Regions from separate parts of the Homo sapiens genome. Here region 1 is linked to region 2. The links are chromatin contacts, found by Hi-C or POLR2A ChIA-PET in ENCODE. All regions are on one chromosome and are shown on one strand. Each heading gives the region's core, a stretch centred on a gene start or an enhancer-like site at or near the end of the contact. The rest is flanking DNA. Distances are from core to core; before and after follow the strand shown. Region 1 overlaps CYSTM1 (cysteine rich transmembrane module containing 1). Region 2 holds the start of HARS2 (histidyl-tRNA synthetase 2, mitochondrial).

Region 1 (6,878 bases), core at 1,319-3,818, 450 kb after region 2:
AGTCTCATTAGAAAAGCAGATTGCCTTCTGACTCACCCACTCAGTGCGATGCGAGACAGCCCCACAGCCCTCACAGCAGCCCATATTCCTGCTGGACAGGGCAGAGCGTGCACCATCCATTTTATAGCTGCAGTGGCTACAGACGCCTGGCCCAGGCCATGGAAAACCTTGAGAGGAGATAGTCTGTTACGGACAGGAGCTTTGTCCTGGAATTTCCTGGCCTTTGTCTGTCTGGGATAACTTCATGTACTGAGACGCCTGTTTTTTAGAGTCTTCTTCCTTCTGGGGGAAGAGTGCTACTGCCTGTCCTCCACAGAGCACTTTTGCTTCTACCAAAGCCATCTTCTCCCTGCTGCCTGCCCGTGATCACCCATGGTTCGGAGGTGAGGGGAGCACTGTGGGCAGGTGTGTGTACCTGGCTTGCAGTATACTCCTGAAAGTTGCCTGTCACAAAGGAAAAGCCATAACCATTGGACATCAAAGCTGTGTCTTCCAGCCCGGCCCATTCACTCTGGTCCTAACCTTTGTCTGTCTCTCATATTGCAGCAGAAAAAGTCCTACCTGGAGCGAAGCGTTAAGGAAGCTGAGGACAACATCCGGGAGATGCTGATGGCACGAAGGGCCCAGTAGGGAGCCTCTCTGGGAAGCTCTTCCTCCTGCCCCTCCCATTCCTGGTGGGGGCAGAGGAGTGTCTGCAGGGAAACAGCTTCTCCTCTGCCCCGATGGATGCTTTATTTGGATGGCCTGGCAACATCACATTTTCTGCATCACCCTGAGCCCCATTTGCTTCCCAGCCCTGGAGTTTTTACCCGGCTTTGCCTGCCACCTCTGCCCAGGACACTCTTCCCTCTCGGGATGTGTGATGAACTCCCAGGAGAGGGAAGATGGGAGCCAGGGCAAGATAGGAAGCTCTGCCTGAGCTTTCCACTAGGCACGCCAGCCAGACCAATAAAAAGCGTCTGTCCCACTCTGCTAAGCCTGGTTTTCTTGAGCAGAGGGATGGAACAGAGGGTGAGAGAGGCAGTGGCCGTCTCCACCTCAGCTCCTGCTCCCTCTGCATCAGAGCCCTTCCTTTCTTGGGGGATGGGCCTTGCCCTCTTCTCTTTTCCCTTCCTGTACCTTTGACTAACGCTCAGCTTCCGGGCCTGCATGCAGTAGACAGAAGAGGAAGAAAGAACAGATGTTCACAGCTGAATCTCAGTGAACAGAATAGCAGTCCCTGGATGGCAGTCTGCCTAAAGATTCCTTTCCCTGCCTTCTCCCATACATTCCAAAAGGAAGTTCAACAGTAAGCAGCACCTCCAAGACTGTCTCCTTTTGGCCAATATCATAAGATGGACGCCATAATCCTGAGGCCTCCTAGAGGCTGAGGGGGCAACGGTGTGATCCAGCTGGCTCATCCCAGCCCAGGTGGGCCAATTATTCAATTTTCAAGAATTTTGTTGCAAGCCAGTTGTCAAACACAGCCATTATAATTATGTAAATTTGCAAATTATGTTAAAAACAAGGACAATAAATATTCAAAATGCATCCCTAATTACTACATTTGACCACGATCTGTGCTCTATCTGTGCACTGACTGTGATCTGTGAGGTTGGCTCTGTTGTGTCTGGGTGGTAGAAATCCCACATGATGTCAGGTCCTGTGCTGCCCTTCCCAGCTCCAGTCAGTGACATCACATTGGTAACTTGAAATCAGCCATGGCATGGTGAGAACACGTACACCACAGAAATAAGACACAGGACATCAGAAATAAGACACAGGACATGCAACAAAACATGGCTTTTTTTTTTTTTTTAAAGAGAGCACCGGTAAACATTTATCAGCACGTCCACTGCTTCGGAGGGAAGGCAGAGTCGGCAGGGAGCTAGCTGTCAGCTGCGGCTTCTCGGGCTGGCTGGGCTGGGCGGGCCAGCTGATGGAGGAAAATCGGACTTGCTGCTATGGCAGCCTGGCGCCACCCTGTGGCCAAATATGAGATGAGTGGCACGGCTGACGAGCTGGGGTGAGGGGTGAGGGGACATCCAGAAGGGAAAACTTCAGCCAGGAGCGGTGGCTCACGCCTGTAATCCCAGCATTTTGGGAGGCCGAGGCGGGCAGATCAACTGAGGTTGGGAGTTCGCAACCAGACTGACCAACATGGAGAAACCCTGTCTCTACTAAAAATACAAAATTAGCCCGGCCTGGTGGTACATGCCTGTAATCCCAGCTACTCAGGAGGCTGAGGCAGGAGAATTGCTTGAACCCAGGAGGGGGAGGTTGTGGTGAGCCGAGATCACGCCATTGTCCTCCAGCCTGGGCAACAAGAGTGAAACTCCATCATCTCAAAAAAAAAAAAAAAAAAAAAAAAAAGGAAAACCTCTTGGCTGGCCCCATGTAATTGTAGGTTCCTGGGTTTCCAGGGAGCAGGCCTGGAAGCCACTCCAGGGGCAGCCCCTGGTTACCAAAAGGCCCTTTCCTAGGCTCTGGGTAAAGGCAGGTGCAAGATGTGGCAAATGCTCCTCCCTGAGCCTATCTCTGAGTGGGACTACGGGGAGAGTAGCTTGGCCGGGAGCCCATGACCCAGCTGGAGAACACCTGGCCCTCAGAACTGGCCGCCTTTGTAGCACCCTCACTGTTTGCATCACCACCAGAATAAAAAGGTAGATTGGCTGCTGGTCATACATTGGATGGTGGCCACTAGCTGAGATAGATACCCACATTTTATAAGCCTCAGTGAGCAGATGAGTAGTTAGTTAGACATGGTAACAGTCCAGGAGACAAGCACAGACTCCAGGTAGCTTAGCTTAGGCCTGGAATCATTTAGACAGACAGTTGAGCTTTGGACAAATTTATTGAAACATACAGGCGGCTGTTAGCAGAGAAATCATTCCATGATTGATGTGTTACATTTGGCCACTACCTTGAATGTATAATTTAAAAATTATATTTTTCACAACTAAGCCTTTGGCCAAAAAAGTCATTTAGCACATCTTTAAAGATCAATAAGAAATGGATTTTGGACATTAAAAAGATCAAGTCACTGAATTAAACAGTAGCAACCCCCATTAATCTAGAATCCCATAGTGCTGAAGGTAGAGGTGTCTGTGCAAAGCTAGTCATTTGTTAACAGCAATCAGAAGAGATGGGGGCAGGCACACCTGTCAGAGGTGGCAGCAGAGCTGGCAGGACAGGACGGCTGGGCTGGTCTGGTCAGGTGAGCATGTCCCAGAGACAGCAGCAACAGAGAGCCGTCCAGCAGGCTGTGAGGCAGGTGGATGGTCCTAGCTCATCTCTTCTTTGGTCTTCTACCACATACACTGGAGGGAGAAGAGGGAAGAGGGTGAGAATGGACTGGTGCAAACCCCAGGCCCTGCAAAGTTAGCCTCCCAGGACCACAGGAAGGCTACACCAGGGGAAAACTATTGAGCAGACTGGTGAAACCGTGTTCCTGCCATTGCTGCTGCTGAATGGAAGGAGGGTGGCTCAGCTCAGCTGCTTTCTCCCTCCTGCCACTCCAGACTCAGGACGCCCTCACCCTCACAGGGACAAGTACTAGAGAACTTGCAGAATGGCCCCATGCCAAGGCAACCAGAGTTGGCCAACCCTACTTGGTTTGTAAACCAGGTAGCATGTCTTCCCCCCTGGAGGGGAACTGGGGGTCATTTCTTGGGATACAGCTGACCCATCACCCAAGAATAACAGAGGAAAGGGAATTAAAATCTCCTTTTAAAGGGGGGCTTTAAACCCTTAAAGAATAATCAAGAGCCCTGGTTTTTCATTCCTGGGCAATACACAATTTCAGAATGTGCCCCCAACCTCTATACCTTGACATAAACGATGAAGGAAGGCAGGGATGAAAACCTGGCTGAGTGGGATGGGGCGGCTGGAGCCTGTGTGGTGTCTTCCTGAGCCTAGCATGCTCACTTTTCCTCCAAATGGAGCTGGAAACCTGAGCCCTGTCATGGCCAAGTGCTCTATCGAGAGATCTGAGTGCTAAACAAATCCATAGGTCAAGAAGGACCCCAACTACCCACTACTTGTTAGCTGATTTGCGGCATTAGCTTCTCTTCCCATAAGGACATATTTTAAATGGCTGCTAGTCAATCTGTGGCCACTGAAAATCTCAAAACAACCACTGTCATCAAACTCATAAGCAGTAAGCATTTCACTTTTCCAAAGTTCATGAATGCATGAATGTTATCAATTAAGCCAGTCCTTTAGGGGTTTTCTTTCAGTTTTCTTGTGTTTTGTATCTGTTTTTAGACCTCTCTCGGCAGCGCCTCTCTCTGGAGCCTGGTGTCATTGCTATTACAGGGCACGCTGAGTGGGTTAGTAGGGAGATTTTCCAGGTCCTCCCGTTGTATCAGCTGCCCTCTACTGCACGGACATGTTCCTTTTCCTTCTCCTATGGCACAGGTTTAATCCTAGTCCACTTGCATTTGGCTCCACTCAGCAGCACAGGTCTGGGTCTAGATGCCCTTCACCAGGAAAGCCTGCTCAGAGGGAGAGGATGAATGGCTCATTTATTCTGAGGCCTCCTAAGGTCAAGTACCTGATTTCGTCTTCACAGCAACCCTGAGGTAGATACTACCATCATTCCCACTTCACAGGCAAGGAATTCGAGGCTTAGAGAGCTCAAGTCTCTCGTTCAAGCACATGTGACGAGGCAGAGGCAAGGGCAGAATCCGAACCCAGGCCTTTATGGCTCTAAAGCCTCTGGCAAGCCAGGCTTGCTCATACCCAACTGGGATAGAAAAGGGATCAGAAAGAGAACAGAGGTGACTGGGGCTACAGCAAAGTCATCTCTCACATCCAGCCAGAGCCTACCCTACCCACTGAAGCCTGGCCACCCCAGGCCCTGGGGTCACTGCAGCAGGAAAGCCCCAGGCAGAGTGTCCCTTCCATCTGCCTGGATGGCCTGCCCACCCCGGGATCCTGCATGGGCAGCTCTGGACAGGGAAACCAGAATACAATGGCATGCAGATCCCCTTGAATAACCCCTTCCCTGTGCTCTCCCTGTCACAGGATTGGCTCGCCTGCCCCTGGGACAGAAAGCCCCTCCCCTGCCAGCTCTGGAAATAGCCTGCTTGATTCATGTGCAGGCCATCCCTGGGCTTCAGGCCAGAGACTCAGCTGGAGGCTGGCTGCAGTGGGAGGGGCCTCACAGGCTCTCTTAAGTTACCATTTATTGAGGTATTCACAAGTGCCAGGCCCTGTGCTGAGGGCTTTCTGGACATGGGGCCACTCAGTCTTCATGACCGCCGTGTGGGGCATGGGCATCAGGACATCAGTCAGTCTCCTCACTGCTTCCCCTTCTCCCCAGCCTCCAGAGACAGGGCTGAGGCGGTGGCCATGCCTTTCTCACCTGTCAGAGCCCCTGAACCTCAGGCAGCTTAACTGGGGAAACAAAAACGTCCTAGTCTTGCTTGCTCCACCTTTTTCCTCCAGTTTAATCAGGTTCGTTCTTGCCAGGGCTTTCACATAACATACTTGGAAACGTGGGGAACTAGGGACTTTGAACTCATTACTCCCAGGCAGTGCTGACAGAGGTTAGAAACAGCAGCTACAAAATGGAGGACTTCAAACCAGAGGGCTGTGACAGCCATGACAGGGGCGTTGAGTGCCCACACATAACTTAGAAACCCGAGTCACTTATTTCCTGGAGCACCAAGTTTCCCAAAAGCCTTAGGACCTTTTCACCTTTAGCTGAGGACAGAATCTCTGCTCCTGGGCTGTTGGGAGGATGGGCAATGGGGAGTAGCGTGGGTCTGGAGGTGGGAGTGACCTGCGTTTTCCTTGCTTCAGTCGCCCAAAGCAGGGATGACTAGCGCAGGAGAAACCCCCAAGGCAGCCCTCACAGTTCTTCAGAGCACCTGCGGTGGGGCCCAGAAATTTTACAACTGCATCTTCTAGGTGCAGGGTTCAGGGTACTGCATCTCCAGAGGGTGCACTGAGCTGCACAGCCTAGTCTCTGCCCCAGGATCCCCACCCACCCCAGGGCCTCACCATTCCTGGCATTCTGCTCTGCTACCATCCCCGTCACTCCCCACTTCCCAATGGGGGACTCTGCCTGAGAACTCGTGCACTATCCTGGCTGGCACCCCATGCTACCTGGGTCCTGGGCCACTCAGTACTTGAAGCCCGGGGCCCTCTGTGCACTGAGGCTTAGCTGGCAGTGCGAGTCACCCAGCAGGAGCTGTGGCAGAGGTGGCCCCAACCCAGGTGTTCCACAACCAGAGATGGGCCATCCTGGCAACTGCCTCCTCTACAGCCAAGCAGAAGACAAAAAGCAGGCAGAACTATGGTTACATAAGATGTTAAACTGTTTACAGAAACTACCATCTCGGCAACTCTTCTCTCAATTTCTGTAATTGGAATGCTATTTAAAAATATAAACCTTTTTAAAAAGACGGAAAAAAGGGAGAGGGGTTAAAAGAGCAGTGGGGGGGTGCTGGGATGGTAACAGGCACCACCTTTCTGGGCACGTTGGTAGCAGTCAGTGCCCAACCTGGGAAGAGGTTCTGGTGCCTGCTGTGGCTGCTCAGATTGAGCTGCTTCTTGGAGATCAAGTGCCCCCCTGTGGCCAGTCTAGGGACCGGAGCTGGGTTCCAGCTCCTGACGCGGGCAGGGTCTTAAGGACTGGTTTCCTTCCATAAGCATCAGCGCCAAAAGGCTCATCCCTCATTCGCTATCTAGTGTCTCAGACCACCCTATTCAACCGGCCCCAGAGAAGAAGGGACTATTCCTAGGGGACTACAGGTGGAGTGGGGGTCAGGTCCAGGGGACCCTGCACTGGCTTGCCTCTCTTGCCCGCAGTCAGCCCTTTGAATCAACCCTCAGTATTCTCAGCCCCAGTCTGATGTGGGGCCTGCAGAGGGGCAGGCACCCAGAGCTTT
Region 2 (6,265 bases), core at 402-2,901:
CGCTTCAGCCTCCCAAAGTGCTGGGATTACAGACATGAGCCACCGAGCTCAGCCGCATTTTTAATATTCTCAAATACTTTAAGAATCTGAGAATAATGAAGGCACTGAACAACCCACCACTACCAACACCAACCATTCAGGGGTAGGGATTATGGTGATCTTCTCCAGGTCACCGTTCCTACTGAAAGAGCAAAAATAATTTTTTTTTTTTTTTCAGATAGAGTCTTACTCTGTCGCCCAGGCTGGAGTGCAGTGGCACGATCTCAGCTCCTGCAACCTCCGCCTCCCGGGTTCAAGCGATTCTCCTGTCTCTGCCTCCCGAGTAGCTGGGATTACAGGCACATGCCACCACGCCCGGCTAATTTTTGTATTTTTAGTAGATACGGGGTTTCGCCATACAGGTCAGGCTGGTCTCAAACTCCTGACCTCAGGTGATCCACCCCCCTTGGCCTCCCAAAGTGATGGGATTACAGGCATGAGCCACTGTGCCCGGACAAAAAAATAATAATTTTTAATAAGGTAGCACTGGTTATCAGGTTTAGAGAGAGGAAAACTGTAACTTGAAGACAAGGGAACCAGCTCAAGGACACAGAACAAGCCTGTGGAATGATAAGATATGGATTTCTTGAATGAGCTAAAAAACTCAGACTGATAAGATGCTGTGATTGAATATCAATAAAAGATCTGTGCCCTATTGTTCACGATAGCACAAAGCATCTGCTAAGAGAGCATTAGAATCTTTCCGAAGTAAGGCAAAACTTAATCAGTGACATTACCAGCACGCTGTATGCCCTTCCAAAAATAGAGGATGTGGTGGTTCCATACTATGGCGATTATCTGCCCTAAGAGAAGTCCAAGTTCAAGTACACAATCCCTTATCTGCAATTCCAAAATCCAAAACTCTCTGACATCTGAAAATGTTTTTCTGAGATTCATTTTGAGGTAAATTCTAAGATGAACTCAGTCTACTTCTGATCTTTAGTCATCTCATTTACTAGGAATATTCATATATTTCGCTTAAAAATGTTACTGTTTGAGTCCAAGAGTTTCAGGAAAAAGTGTGGATATGAATTAAAATACTCCCTTACTACATATCCGTGTATAAGTCATTCATTTAATCTTGCAGCCTCCGTTTCCTCAACTGCAGAATGGAAATCAAAACTCCAACCTCTCAAGATTGCTCCAAGGATTAAATGACCAGGCATCCAAATCGCTTAGTTCAGTGTCAGTACATAGTGGGCACTCGATAAAAACCGATTGTAACACTACTGGAATACAGGCCGCGAGGCTATGCGTTCAGATCTGGAGACCCTGCTGGGACAGACCAGAGATAATTCTGTCTCGCTCACCTGGCTTTGGCAACGGACCGCCCCGGTGCACGAAGCGCAGGGCGGTCGCAGGAGCTGGCTGAGCAGCGAAGCCCAGGCCCTCCTGGGAAGAAGTCCGAGCAGGGGCATCGCGCGGCAGGACGCCGGCTTTCCGGGACAGGAACAAAAGGCCTGGGAAGGAGGCGGGTCAGACACCAGGAAGGGTGGAGGGCACTGCAAAGGCGGAACCCGCGCACCAGGGAAAACTCGGGCGTTTGCGCACCTCACTAGTCACGAAGGCTGAGGTGGGATCCTCCCAAGTTCCCTTAGTAGCCAGCTTCGGCACTTCCGGGAGGAGCCGGAAATAATTTTTGTGCTCGGCGGAGGCTCTCTAGGCGTGCGACCCAGCGACTCGATAGCCGGAAGTCATCCTTGCTGAGGCTGGGGCAACCACCGCAGGTCGAGACAGCAGGCGGCTCAAGTGGACAGCCGGGATGGCAGAGCGTGCGGCGCTGGAGGAGCTGGTGAAACTTCAGGGAGAGCGCGTGCGAGGCCTCAAGCAGCAGAAGGCCAGCGCCGAGCTGGTGAGATTTAGGCAGCAGGGGAGAGGGCCAAGGCAAAGCCTGGGAGGACGTAAAGCCAGGGTGTTCGGGACATAGGGTAGAGATGTGAGGGAAGCGACCAGTCTTGTAGGGAGGAGAGTGGGCTGCGTGGGGAGACATCCGGGGTGGGTCCCGAGAGAAACAAAGCTAGGCCTGAGCAGAGAGATGTGATGAGGGAGGAATATTGAATGAATGGCGGGGGAGGGAGGAGAGTGACAGATGGATAGCTCAGCGCCTTCTTTCCCTCCACAGATCGAGGAGGAGGTGGCGAAACTCCTGAAACTGAAGGCACAGCTGGGTCCTGATGAAAGCAAACAGAAATTTGTGCTCAAAACCCCCAAGGTAATATCATTCCTGTAGGGAGCCACTGAGAAAGTCTCTAACTCTACTCACGGGGCGCTTATGTCTGCCTCCCTAAACCAGGTCATTGAGGAGGATCTGAAATGCTGCAGAGGAGAGGACAGTCGCTCTGGGCGCTGGGCTGGACTGGACTCTACCTGAGTCATTCTGGGATGGCAAAGTGATGGCAGAAACTAGGCCAGCTGGGTGATCAGGGGAGTCAGCCTGCTGCTGCTACTCCTTCGTTCATTCAATAAATGTGTATTTAGCGCTATGTCTCTAGCACTATACAAAGCACTGAATATATACCATGGTGGACAATATAGCCTACCCTCATGGAGCTTACATTCTACTGAAGGAGAGAGACTTAGAACAAATAATCCCACACAGATTTTTTTGTTTTTTTTTTAAACAGAGTATCCTCTGTTGCACAGGCTGGAGTGCAGTGGCACATCTTGGCTCACTGCAGCCGCTGCCTCCTGGGTTCAAGCGATTCTCCTGCTTCAGCCTCCTGAGTAGCTGGGACTACAGGTGCCCACCACCATGCCCAGCTAATTTTTGTATTTTTAGTAGAGACGGGGTTTCACCATATTGGCCAGGATGGTCTTGAACTTCTGACCTCAAGTGATCTGCCCGCCTCAGTCTCCCAAAGTGCTGGGATTACAGACGTGTGCCACCGCACCCGGCCACCACATGTGGTTATGTAATTACATATTGTGAAAAATGATATAAAGAAATTAAGGTTGCTCTGAGAAAAATAAGGGAGAACTGGGGAGTCTGAGAAAGGCTAACTGAGGAAGTGATATACTAACTGATCTAATGAATGAGTAGGAGATAGCCAGAGGACAAGTGTGACAAAGATAGGTCCAGGTAGAGTATGGAAACCCTAAAGTGGGAAAGAACTTTGGTAGTTTTGAGGAACTAGAGGATGATCTACATGGCTAGAACTAAGTTAAGGAGAGTAGAGTGGAATGAGGTTGGAGATTCTGAGCTCATCCTCCAGTTCAGTTCCACTTTCTGTAAGTTCTATAAACAGAACTGTTTACCCCTTCATCTAGGTGCTCTTGGCACTTCATACATATTTGTTATTACACCAACTTTAAGTAGTTATTTATGTCGTTTATTTACCCTGAGACTGAGACTAGATGCCTAAATAGGTATAGTCAGCCCTCCATATCCCAAGGTCCCACATTCACAGATTCAACCAACTGTGGATCAAAACCATTCAGGGGAAAAGAAACGATTAAGAAAAAAAATCTGGCTGAGTGTGGTGGCTTACACCTGTAATCCCAGCACTTTGGGAGGCCACAAGGGGAGGATCATTTGAGCCCAGGAGCTTGAGACCAGCCTGAGCAACATAGTGAGTCCCTATCTCTAAAAACAAACAAACAAATAAAAACCTTTTGAAATCTAACAATAAAAATTTCAAATAAAAAATATAGTATAGCAACTATTTACATAGCCTTTACATTGTCTAAGGCATTATAAACACTCTAGAGACTATTTAAAGTATATAGGAGGATGTGCATATAATTTTATGTCAAGGGCTTGAGCATCCATGGATTTTTGGTATTCACATGGGGCCCAGAACAAATCTCCTGTGGATACTGAGGGATGATTCTATTTAATACATGTATTTGAAATTGAATTCCAAAGGAGAGGGGAGATGGTCTGTTTTCCTTGTGTTAAGGTTAATTCTTTGGGATCCTAAATTCATTGAGCTGTTTCTTTCTACATATAACTAATTTTTGAAGGTTAAAGAGACAGTGTAAAATCCCAAAGTGGTGATCATCAATGATTTTTCAAACTATTAGATGAAAAGCTTACTGTGGAATTTATGATGGATCAGTCTGTCCTCACTAGTGATCAGTTTTAACATCACTAAAAGTAGGACAACTAGACATTATGTTCCTGCTGATGTGATGCAAGAAGAAGTACACAGCACCACCTGGGAAGTATTCTTGCCAAGTAAATTGAACTTGAATCTAATCAGATCTTTGGACTAACTATCAGTTTACAGGAAATACTAGAGATGGAGGAACATGTTAGATGGCACATCAAGCATATTGTTCACCAAATCTAGAATGTGAAAATTTTTTTTTAGGACAAATGGCCCAATTTCCTCAGTTAATAAATGACCTTTTTAAAATAAAAAAAAAAAGTTGGGGAGGGAAGGAAACTATTGTAGATTAAATAGACATATCAGCTGATTACAACGCATAGACTTCATTCTGAAGCTGATTCAAATAAATCAACCATAAAAAGATATTATTGAGGCAACTGGGGAAAACTGACCATGGCTTAGCATTAGATAATATTAAGGAGTTGCTGTTAGTTTTGTTAGTTATAATAAAGATAGAGTCTTTGGGGTTTTTTAAATGTCCGTATGAGTTAGAGATTCATACTGAAGTATTTATGGATGAAATGATATGACGTCTGGGATTTATTTAAAAATATGTAAGAAAAACATGTCAGGGCTTAAATGAAATAAGAATAGCAGATGTTAATGGTTGTTGAAGCTGGGTAATGGATAAATGGTGACCTGTAATACTATTCTCTATATTGTGTCTTTGAAAATTTCCATACTATAGTGTTAAGATTATGCTAGAGAGTTAATATCCATTTTAGTATTAACAATAGAAAACTCAGTATTGTGGGGACAAGACTCTTTCAAGGGATCTTCATGGTCAAAACTATTTCTATAATAATTCTTTTGTTTTGTTTTGTTTTGTTTTGTTTTGTTTTGTTTTGTTTGAGACGGAGTCTTGCTCTGTCGCCCAGGCTGGAGTGCAGTGGCGTGATCTCAGCTCACTGCAACCTCCGCCTCCCGGGTTCAAGCGATTGTCCTGCCTCAGCCTTCCGAGTAGCTGGGACTACAGGGATGTGCCACCGCACCTAGCTAATTTTTTGTATTTTTAGTACAGATGGGGTTTCACCGTGTTGGCTGCGCTGGTCTTGAATTCCTGGCCTCAAGTGATCCTCCCACCTCGGCCTCCTAAAGTGCTGGGATTACAGGCGTGAGCCACTGCGCCTGGCCCTTCTATAATAATTCTAAGACATTATCTGCCTTTTTCGTTGTGTTAACATTTGCACTGAAGGCACAAAAGCGCTGGTGAGTAGAACTGCTGGTGCCTTAGCATACATTAAGACAGTGACACTAAACTGTACTAATAGCCAGTGTGTTCTTCACTGCCATGCACTCACAGTAAGTAAATAAATAAATTAATTAATTAATTAATTTAAAAAATTCAGTTTTACTTAACTATGTCATTGATAAAATGGTAAAACTTTGTTTGTTTTGGGGTTTCTTTGGAGACAGAATCTCACTCTGTTGCCCAGGCTGGAGTTCAGTGTCACGATCTTGGCTCACTGCAGCCTCCACTTCCCGGGTTCAAGCAATTATTGTGCCTCAGCCTCCTGAGTATCTGGGATTACAGGCGGGTACCACCACATGCAGCTAATTTTTTGTATTTTTACAGAAATACAAAAAACATACAAGAAACCTACAACATGTTTCACCATGTTGCCCAGGCTGGTTTGGAACTCTTGAGCTCAGGCAATCTGCCCACCTTGGCCTCCCAAAGTGCTAGGCTGAGCCACCATGCCTGGCCAAAAACTTACTGATTTTATTGAATCTTGACCCTTGAGGACCCTATTTTTAAATATTTGCTATGACAAAATGGGAAGTACACATAAAGCACTTCTGCACGCCAAGGTAGGGAAAATGCTTATGCCATTGTTCAAGTTGCAAGCTGATCTAGCTACTTTTTTCATAGAACATCTTGTTTTATTTGAATTAACAACTGAAAGATAAATTATGGTTTTTCAAACTTAAATATTTGGCAGACATTTTTACAACAATAAACGAAGTGAGCCTCGTCACCTCAAGGAAAACATCTGACAGTACTTGTAGGCAGTGAAAAAATTCAAGTATTCAGGTGAAAGTTAGAATTTTAGAAAACTTAGTCAGGGCATGGTGGCTCAAGCCTATAATCCCAGCACTTTGGGAGACCAAGG

The links. Hi-C counts contacts between places; a loop is a spot of excess contacts on that map. ChIA-PET counts read pairs that join two places held with the same protein, here RNA polymerase II (POLR2A). Pooled maps may share reads with other maps.
Region 1: a map of thyroid gland shows a loop between it and region 2 (2.5-fold over the local background). The contact joins the enhancer-like site here to the promoter of HARS2 in region 2. A Hi-C loop is called at or near these places in 5 of 168 maps with a recorded cell type or tissue (IMR-90, chondrocyte, dorsolateral prefrontal cortex and 2 more) and 12 of 50 pooled maps. POLR2A ChIA-PET finds 5 or more read pairs at or near these places in 4 of 52 experiments (BJ, GM12878, IMR-90 and 1 more).

What each region holds. Positions count from the first base shown.
Region 1 is chr5:140,239,726-140,246,603 of GRCh38, reverse strand. It overlaps CYSTM1 (cysteine rich transmembrane module containing 1), which reads right to left. Exons shown (of 3, transcript NM_032412.4): 3 at 2,815-3,299. The coding sequence ends at 3,193. PFDN1 (prefoldin subunit 1) reads left to right here. Exons shown (of 4, transcript NM_002622.5): 4 at 547-1,569. The coding sequence ends at 630. Among named protein-coding and RNA genes, the nearest start is that of PFDN1, 60 kb to the left of the region's middle. RefSeq lists enhancers at 4,026-4,862, 4,863-5,701, 6,540-6,878. Within about 2 kb of position 2,568, at least 16 of the 41 ENCODE cell types and tissues checked have a DNase peak (open chromatin) inside an H3K27ac peak, as active enhancers do; they include dorsolateral prefrontal cortex and thyroid gland, where a contact is called at or near this core.
Region 2 is chr5:140,686,841-140,693,105 of GRCh38, reverse strand. HARS2 (histidyl-tRNA synthetase 2, mitochondrial) reads right to left here and starts at 1,651. Exons shown (of 13, transcript NM_012208.4): 1 at 1,350-1,651. The coding sequence starts at 1,457. It overlaps HARS1 (histidyl-tRNA synthetase 1), which reads left to right and starts at 1,736. Exons shown (of 13, transcript NM_002109.6): 1 at 1,736-1,891; 2 at 2,162-2,251. The coding sequence starts at 1,802. RefSeq lists enhancers at 1,400-1,469, 1,550-1,639, 1,800-2,029 and promoters at 1,301-1,617, 1,682-1,708, 1,680-1,801, 1,351-1,801.